Regions from separate parts of the Homo sapiens genome. Here region 1 is linked to region 2. Evidence: read pairs that join two places in POLR2A ChIA-PET (ENCODE). Cell type or tissue: PC-9. All regions are shown on one strand.

Region 1 (4,000 bases), 290 kb before region 2:
TAGAGTGCTTGATTAAATTATTAGGTGAAAATAATTAGAGTTTTTTTCTCTTAATGTCACTGAGAGTTTGGTAGAGGAAATGAGTGCAGTAATTGTCAAACTTTTTCTTTTCTTTTTTTTTTTTTTTTTTTCCCGAGACCGGGTCTCTCTCACCCCAACTGGAGTGCAGTGGCACAATCTTGGCTCACCGCAACCTCTGCCTCCCAGGCTCAGGGGATTCTCCTGCCTCAGCCTCCTGAGTAGCTGGGATAATAGGCGTGCACCACTATTGTCTGGCTAATTTTTGTATTTTTAATGGAGATGGGGTTTCACCATGTTGGCCAGGCTGGTCTCGAAGTCCTGACCTCAAATGATCCACCTGCCTCGGCCTCCCAAAGTGCTGGGATTACAGATGTGAGCCAACATGCCCAGGCTAAACTTAAAAAAAAAAAAATCTACCTTGTTATTAGTTTATATTTGGGATGATGAATACTTTCTATTTTAAGGAAAATATTTTGAACATGAATTCAGTTAGCACTGAATGTCATTGCATCAGACTATTTAATAATTAAAAATACATAGACACTATAAGTCTTTGGACTAGAGCATAAATCTGGAGTACATTATTTTCCACTTTTTGTAGTAGTTAATTATTTTTTGCTTTTAGGGCCCCAAACTGATGGCTTACATGTTAATGTACCAAATGACCTATGACTTAGATTTGTATTATCCTTCATTTTAGAAAGCCATTGACTTGAAATCTCCAAAGATAAACTTTTAGGCCGTTTTTAACTTGAAAGTAAAGAACAGATTTACTTTTGTAAAGGTAACAGAATGTAGATTTTTAAAATATATTATGAATACCAAGTTATGGATTATATTCTATTTAAATTATTTATGTAAAGATAAATGTATGTCTGTTTTGCACTAAAAAATATCTTATGCATTCAACCATTTTTATACAATGATAGTTCAGTTTTATGTTGAAATAATTTTTTTTTTTTTTTGAGACAGGGTCTCACTCTGATGCCAGGCTTGAGTCCAGTGGCGAGATAATGGCTCACTGCAGCCTCAACCTCCTGGGCTCAAGTGATGCTCCCACCTCAGCCTCCCAAGTAGCTGGGACTACAGGCACATGCCATGACACCCAGCTAATTTTTGCATTTTTTAATAGAGATGGGGTTTTGCCATGTTGCCCAGGGTGGTCTCAAACTCCTGGGCTCAAGCAAATCCACCTGCCTCAGCCTCCCAAAGTGCTGGGATTACAGGCATGAGCCACCACTCCCTGTCAGGAAACATTTTTATTTTGTGCATTTTAAATTTGATTTTTAGCTTAAGTTTGATCAATAAACTAACCACCTCACTATCCCTCGCAAGACCAAGACCTCTTTCTTTAGTTTCAGAATACCTTGAATTTTGGTGCACATTTTTGCTATTTTCAGAAAATACATCGAAGTAGCCTTATATCAAAGGTAGCCTTATATATGGAGAGCCTTATGCAAAGATATTAGAGTATTTAATTTCTAGTTATTTTTTCTAGAATTGAGAATCTCGGGTATTTCTGAGCATATAAGAACTTTGAGAAGAGTTCTCTAGTTATGGGTAAAATATATTAAGTACATTGAGAATGTCTTTACATTTTCTGACATTTGTACTTACATTGAGTAAAGTTATACCTCACTTTCTTGGTTGATACTGTCATTTGATAAAATTCATCAGTGGATAAATTGCTATGTATGTGTGTGATAAAGATACTTGCCTTAAAATAGAACACTTCTGTCTTGCAAACAGTTTATGGTCAAATTGCCTTTTCAGTTACTGTTCTTTCCATGCACCTAGTGAATTTAAGTCTGATAAAGTCCCTGGATGTAAGAAAGAAGATGAAATGTCTTTTCATTGTTAATTATCTGCACCTGGATTAAAAAGTATTTTCAACATGTGAAGACTTTATGGAAAAAAATAATATGTGTGTGTTGTTTGACTTTTACTGCTAAAGACAGCAAGTGATTGAACAGATAAAATTATGTATTGGTTTTAACCATTATTTTTATTGACCCTATCCTCAATGAGAGTATTCAATTGTGTGTGTGGTCAGTTGTACTATTTTCACTGTATATACATAACTACTGTTAACTGTCATCCTTAATGGCCATTGTATATGTCATGGAAGGATCAGATGTACTGTATCAACCAATGGGGAAGATAATGTGGATAGAAAAGATTGTATTATCATTTGGGATTTAAGGTAATAATTATGTTGTTTGGTAGGCGTTTTAGGAATGATGGTTTAAATGGACATAGCTTTTATTTTCTAATAAAAATATTTCAAATCAGCTCAATTTGTGTGACATTTTCTATTTTAATATGGGATTATTAAAGTATGCAGTCATTTGGGTCATAACTTTCCTCATTCAGGTGTGTTATTTAGTATTTGTCAGATCTTTAATAGTATCTTTAAATGGGCATCAAATATTTGATTAATTTATGGTTGGAGCTTTTTAGCATCTTCAGTTCTTAAGGAAATAATATTTTATAAAAATTAACTTTGTTATAAGTATGTTGTATGCACATCTGAAAAAAGTCTCTACAGCTTGAACATTTGAATAGTTAATGAATTTTGACTTTGAGAACCACCTACAGCTGATACTAAATACATGCTACTATCTATTGCGTCAACTTCAGCAATTTGTGTACAGTAGTTCATTCTTAGTGGACTTACTTCCCTTTTGTTCTGAACCAAAACTTCACTTTGCAATAAACTACTGGTGAATGAAGCACAAAGGTGTCTCCTGGCTGTGACAATGTCTCTGTTGGTCAGGTAGCCTTGAATCAGTCATTTGATCTTTGACCCGCTTTCATATTCTGTTTTTCTCCCTTTTAATTACTCTTCTTCTCCGTGGTAAGAATATCATTAATCAACACGAGGCAAGTTTCCAGGTCATGATGATGGGTACCTATAGGCACGTAGTACATGTTGAGTTGAATCAAAAATCTTGGAAATTATACCTTCTAAATGCTGCTGTTTGTTTATAGTATGTTCTCTGTTTCAAAGATGCCTGCCAGCCGCTTTCAGTTCTCCTAGTAAAAAGACCACATGATCCTCCTCCCACTCCCCATCATCCCTCTATTTCTCTTCTGCCCACACTCTACACCCCGCATCCCCACTTCCTGGAGGAAATAATTCCTGATTTGATTTTTTTTTTTTTTTTTTTTGAGACGGAGTCTTGCTCTGTCGCCCAGGCTGGAGTGCAGTGGCGGGACCTTAGTTCACTGCAGCCTCTGTCTCCCGGGTTCAAGCGATTCTCGTGCCTCAGCCTCTCCAATAGCTTGGACTACAGGCGCGCCACCACGCCCCGCTAATTTTTTTTTTTTTTTTAGTAGAGTCGGGTTTTTGCCATGCTGGCCGGGCTGGCTGATTTGATATTCTTGCGTTGACAGTGGCCCACCGGTGGAGCAGCTGCCCCCAGACCCCTTGACCCGGTGGTGCTTCCACCCTGCCGGAAGCACCTTGTGTGGCCCCGCCAACAGCATGGCGGTTGCATCCCCAGGAAGCAGGCCCGCAGCGCCAGGAGGGGGTTTCCTGAGGACAGAGGCCCTTGTCCTGATTGTCGCAGCAGGCCCTGTCGATGGACTTAACTGTGAAAATCACCCTTTCAGGGGTGGATGCAAGGACTTCTGAGGGCGGAGAAGTAGATACCTTCCTGGATAGCTGTGGAGCCGGGGTCCTGCATTTCCCTCTGGCGTCTCTGCTGACTGAGATGTGAAGCAGTCGGCCCATGTCCCGAGAAGAGGTTTCCTTTGATTTATTGCTATTAAAGTTGTTGCTTTGAGAGCTGGGCATAAACCATAAAAACAGTGGGGAATCACAAGAAATTTGTGATAATTGCATTTAAGACAGGAACCCATTCGTCAGGTAACACTTATGTGCTATTAATCAGAGCAATGGTTTCTAAGCCACAGGGTTTGCTTCTCATTTGAGTTCTTCTTTATATTTTATTTTTGGAACTAATCAGGTTTTTGT
Region 2 (4,000 bases):
TCTCGGCTCACTGCAACCTCCGCCTCCCAGAGTCAAGCGATCCTATCCTCCCACCTCAGCCTCCCGAGTAGCTGAGACCACAGGCACACGTCACCATGCTTGGGCTAATTTTTTATTTTATTTTTTGTAGAGACAAGGGTCTCACTATGTTGCCCAGGCTGGTCTTGAATTCCTAGGCTCAAGCGGTCCTCCTGCCTTGGCCTCCCAAAGTTCTGGGATTATAGGCATGAGCCACTGCACCTAGCCGGTAAATACTTTTAATCGGAATAAGAAATTCTTCTTAATATGTAGGCTAGTTATCCCATCCAGATAATATTTTGCCTTAAGTGGTTAAAGTACACATCACTTCTTAGACCCTTCTGAATGGTGGTGGGAGGACAGATAAGAACCATTGTTAGGGCTTTTGGCTGATGGCCTACAACCCCAAGATCCCAATGACTTCTAACTTTGGCTGCACAATGGGAGCTTTTCTTTTTTCTTTTCGTTTCTTTTCTTTTTTTTTTTCGGAGACGGAGTCTCGCTCTGTCGCCTAGGCTGGAGTGCAATGGCGCAATCTCAGCTCACTGCAACTTCTGCCTCCCAGGTTCAAGCGATTCTCCTGGCTCAGCCTCCCAAGTAGCTGGGACTACAGGCGCGTGCTGCCATGCCCGGCTATTTTTTTGCATTTTAGTAGAGATGGGGTTTCACGGTGTTGCCCAGGCTGGTCACGAACTCCTGAGATCAGGCAATCCGCCCGCCACAGCCTCCCAAAGTGCTAGGATTACAGGCATGAGCCACCGCGCCTGGCCACAATAGGAGCTTTAAGCAGTACTAATGCCTGGTCCTACCCTCAGGACTCTGAATTAATCTGGGGCAGAGCCTGGGACTGGGGAATTTTTTTTAACCACAGCCCCTTCCCAGGGTGGTGCTAACATGCAGCCAAGATTAGAATCACTGCTATCCTTCCTGAGAAAAGAGAGAGAAAGGAGAGACGTGGAAGAGAGGGAATGAGAAAGCAGGAGACCAGATTTCAGGTGCTCTGCTTGGCAGTGGTAATCGAGGGGATTTGGAAGAATCAAGAGGCAAACGCATTCCAACCAAGCAGGGAAGGAGCGGTTCAAAAAAGTAATATACTCCGAATGTGTTCCATTTCAAGCAAAACAGATGTAAAAGAGTACTTCTGAAGAACCCAGAGAGTGCTTCATTTTGTGCCAGATGGCGTCCTTAGAGATGCCCCAGTTTCCCAAAAAGAGTCCCCCAGGGAGAGTCCCATTTTTCTTGATTACCCCGTGATTCTAACCAATACCAGCAGCACGTTCAGAGCCCAGGCTGCTCACACGCATGGCCTTGCTGGTGTTGGCTGAGGAGCAAGCTTCTGATGTCACCATGGGCACCTCAGCAAAAGAGGCTGCCCTCTCGCTCCGTGTAGCCTGTGAGCCCGGGATGTCCCAGTGCCATTAGCACATGCCTCCCTCCCCACTGACAAGTAGGTCAGCACAGACGCAGCTCCAGCCGCCACTGAGAGCTGCTTGCTGCTGGCAGGAAGCTGCTTCTGCAGAATTAAAAACCATCAGAGTTGATCAAAGGAAGTGCAAGGTAGGCTGGCGGGCGGGCCAGATCCTAATCTCTGCTCGCTGGCCTCACACATCACTGCACATGAGTCACCCCGCTGAGCTCAGCGGACATGCTGTTTGGATTAGGCTTTTACAGGCGAGCTTTGCCAAACTTGCCTTTGCTGTCTTGCTGCACAGAGCAGCTGAGAGGCAAGGCGGGAACGTGGGGATGTGGGTTAGATGTGGCTGTCCAGGTGTCAAAAGGAGGTGGTCAGCTCCCCAGGCATGCGTGATTGTGTCTTCAGGGGGTGGCTGTTAGTCCTAGTGCCCCCAGCCCATCTTCCGTGCTTAGCTCAATGAACCCTATTAGGAATAACAGAGCCCGCAGCAGGCCCACACCTCCTTCCTCTCTTGCCAGCTCTCCAATTAAGATGTACTATTACAGGACATGCATCTTGCCTTCACTCAACCATTTGCCTCTCAACCAGAAGGAATTCCTTTTCTCAAAAGCAAGCAACACTTCACCACTCAGGCATCTTGCCTCAAAAAAAGTGGAGTCCAGTGAAAAAGGGATGGAAGTCAGAAAAATAAAAATTCCTAAATGAAGAGCCAACCCATAAAAGCAGGGCTTCCCCTAGTGCCTAGTTGGCGTGACATCACCATGAATTACTCAATGAAAATGGTGTCAGAGTGGCAGCTAGATTATTTGGGGAAAGTTTCCTCAAGAAACAGAACTCCACAGGAAATAAGAAGGGGTAGGAAACTCCAGCCCTGCACTTAGGTCTTTTGGTGCTTCCTCTAGAGGGGCTGATTTTCCTGAGCAGACGGCAAGGTGAGATTCTCTTCCAAGCAGGGTCTTGGTGCTCAGGAGCCGGAGTAGATAGAACTCAGTGGTTTGTTTTGCTTCCTTCTCTGGAAGCAATGGTAGGAACAGGATCAAAATCCTCTGTTTCAGATACTGCCAAGTTTTGCTTCTGTGCGTGGTAACTTGGGAAGAAGCAGCCCCCACTATTTTGTAAGCCAAAGATTCTTGGCTTGTAGCCTCTCCCGGGATTCTCTTTAGAGTATTTTAGACTTTCATGTAGTAAAGGCATCTAAATGGAGGTGGCAGTCCTTGACGCTTTGCAAATAAATGTTGCCACCAGTCCCTACACCAGTTTCGACCATAAATCCCAAATTTCTGCATTTACCATTGCTCAATTCGATGTGATTTTTAAAGTTTGTTGTTGTCGTTCATGGCTTTTCAGGTTTCTACTTATCTATCCATAATTCTCACAGTGGTCAAATTTTGGTCATGAACCTGTCTTTTTTTCCTCCATTCCTCCTTCAGCATTTTCACTTTAAAATGGAAACAGAGATGGAAGGTGCCACCCTGGATAGGCTTCTAACTGGAAAAGCATTCTACAGCAGAATGGCAGGGTGGTTAGGGTCTGGCTGTCAGGCAAACCTGTGTTTGAGTCCTGGCTCTGCCACTAAATAGTAGTGTCATCTTGGAGTAATTTTCTTAGCTCTTCACAGCTCAATCTTTTCATATGTAAAATGTGAATAATAATAGTCCTAAATTCATTGGTGAGGATTAAATGAGCTAATACAAGTAAAATATTCAGCACATGTCCCTAGTACTTAGGCAGCATATAAGAAATGTATTATTCTTTATATCACAATAATTACTCTACCACAAGCGTTATTATTTTTGGCAAATTTAATCAGAGTCTACAGCAACAATTCTTCCTTCTGAAATTCCTCTGTGCCCGAGTTAAAGTTTGTTTTAATCGAAAGTATTCACTTGAAGTGCCTGTGCTTAATTGGAATTGTCCTCATTTTTTGTTAGGAAAAGACCATGAGAGAGGAGGAGGAGAGGATCGTTTATAAATGATTAAAAGGAGGTACCTATACTTGGGGATTCCTGTCTGTAACTAAAAGAAGAAAAATCCCATGACACTAGAGGGCTTGCTATAGATGGGGAAAAGGGAGTTTCTCATTCACTTCTAGCAGGGACTGTTAGTAGAGAGGAAGCCCTGGGTAGGAATTTGCTGTGGCTCAGTGTATCGAAAAAGCACATCCACTCAGCTTCTATCAGTTCTCTGGATAGCCAGGGTGATGCTCACAAGTGGAGGCCTTCTGTTTAGAAAGGCACAGTGATGGTCTGGGCCCAGTGGCTCACGCCTGTAATCCCAGCACTTTGGAAGGCGAGGCGGGCAGATCACCTGAGGTCGGGAGTTTGAGACCAGCCTGACCAACATGGAGAAACCCCGTCTCTATTAAAAATACAAAATTAGCCAGGCGTGGTGGTGCATGCCTATAATCCCAGCTACTCGGGAGGCTGAGGCAGGAGAACCTGGGAGGCAGAGGTTGCGGTGAGCCGAGATGGTGCCATTGCACTCCAGCCTGGGCAACAAGAGTGAAACTCCGTCTCAAAAAAAAAAAAAAAAAAAGGCACAGTGATGGGCAGCATTTCCAGTGCCAGG

Evidence for each region. ChIA-PET counts read pairs that join two places held together with the same protein. Peaks named below come from ENCODE experiments on the same cell type or tissue, not always from the same donor. Only the 100,000 strongest peaks of a DNase experiment are listed, where the experiment ranks them.
Region 1: POLR2A ChIA-PET joins it to region 2 with 6 read pairs; 3 of 35 experiments call an interaction of 5 or more read pairs at or near these places.

Annotation. Positions count from the first base shown.
Region 1 is chr2:42,424,591-42,428,590 of GRCh38, reverse strand. It overlaps a transcript of KCNG3 not described here. Among named protein-coding and RNA genes, the nearest start is that of COX7A2L, 65 kb to the right of the region's middle. In PC-9, no CTCF peak of the experiment used is centred here; no DNase peak of the experiment used is centred here.
Region 2 is chr2:42,130,780-42,134,779 of GRCh38, reverse strand. No RefSeq gene overlaps it. Among named protein-coding and RNA genes, the nearest start is that of EML4, 37 kb to the left of the region's middle. RefSeq lists enhancers at 128-1,099, 1,100-2,073. In PC-9, no CTCF peak of the experiment used is centred here; DNase peaks (open chromatin) are centred at 1,609 and 2,079; H3K4me3 peaks cover 1,302 bases; H3K27ac peaks cover 2,256 bases.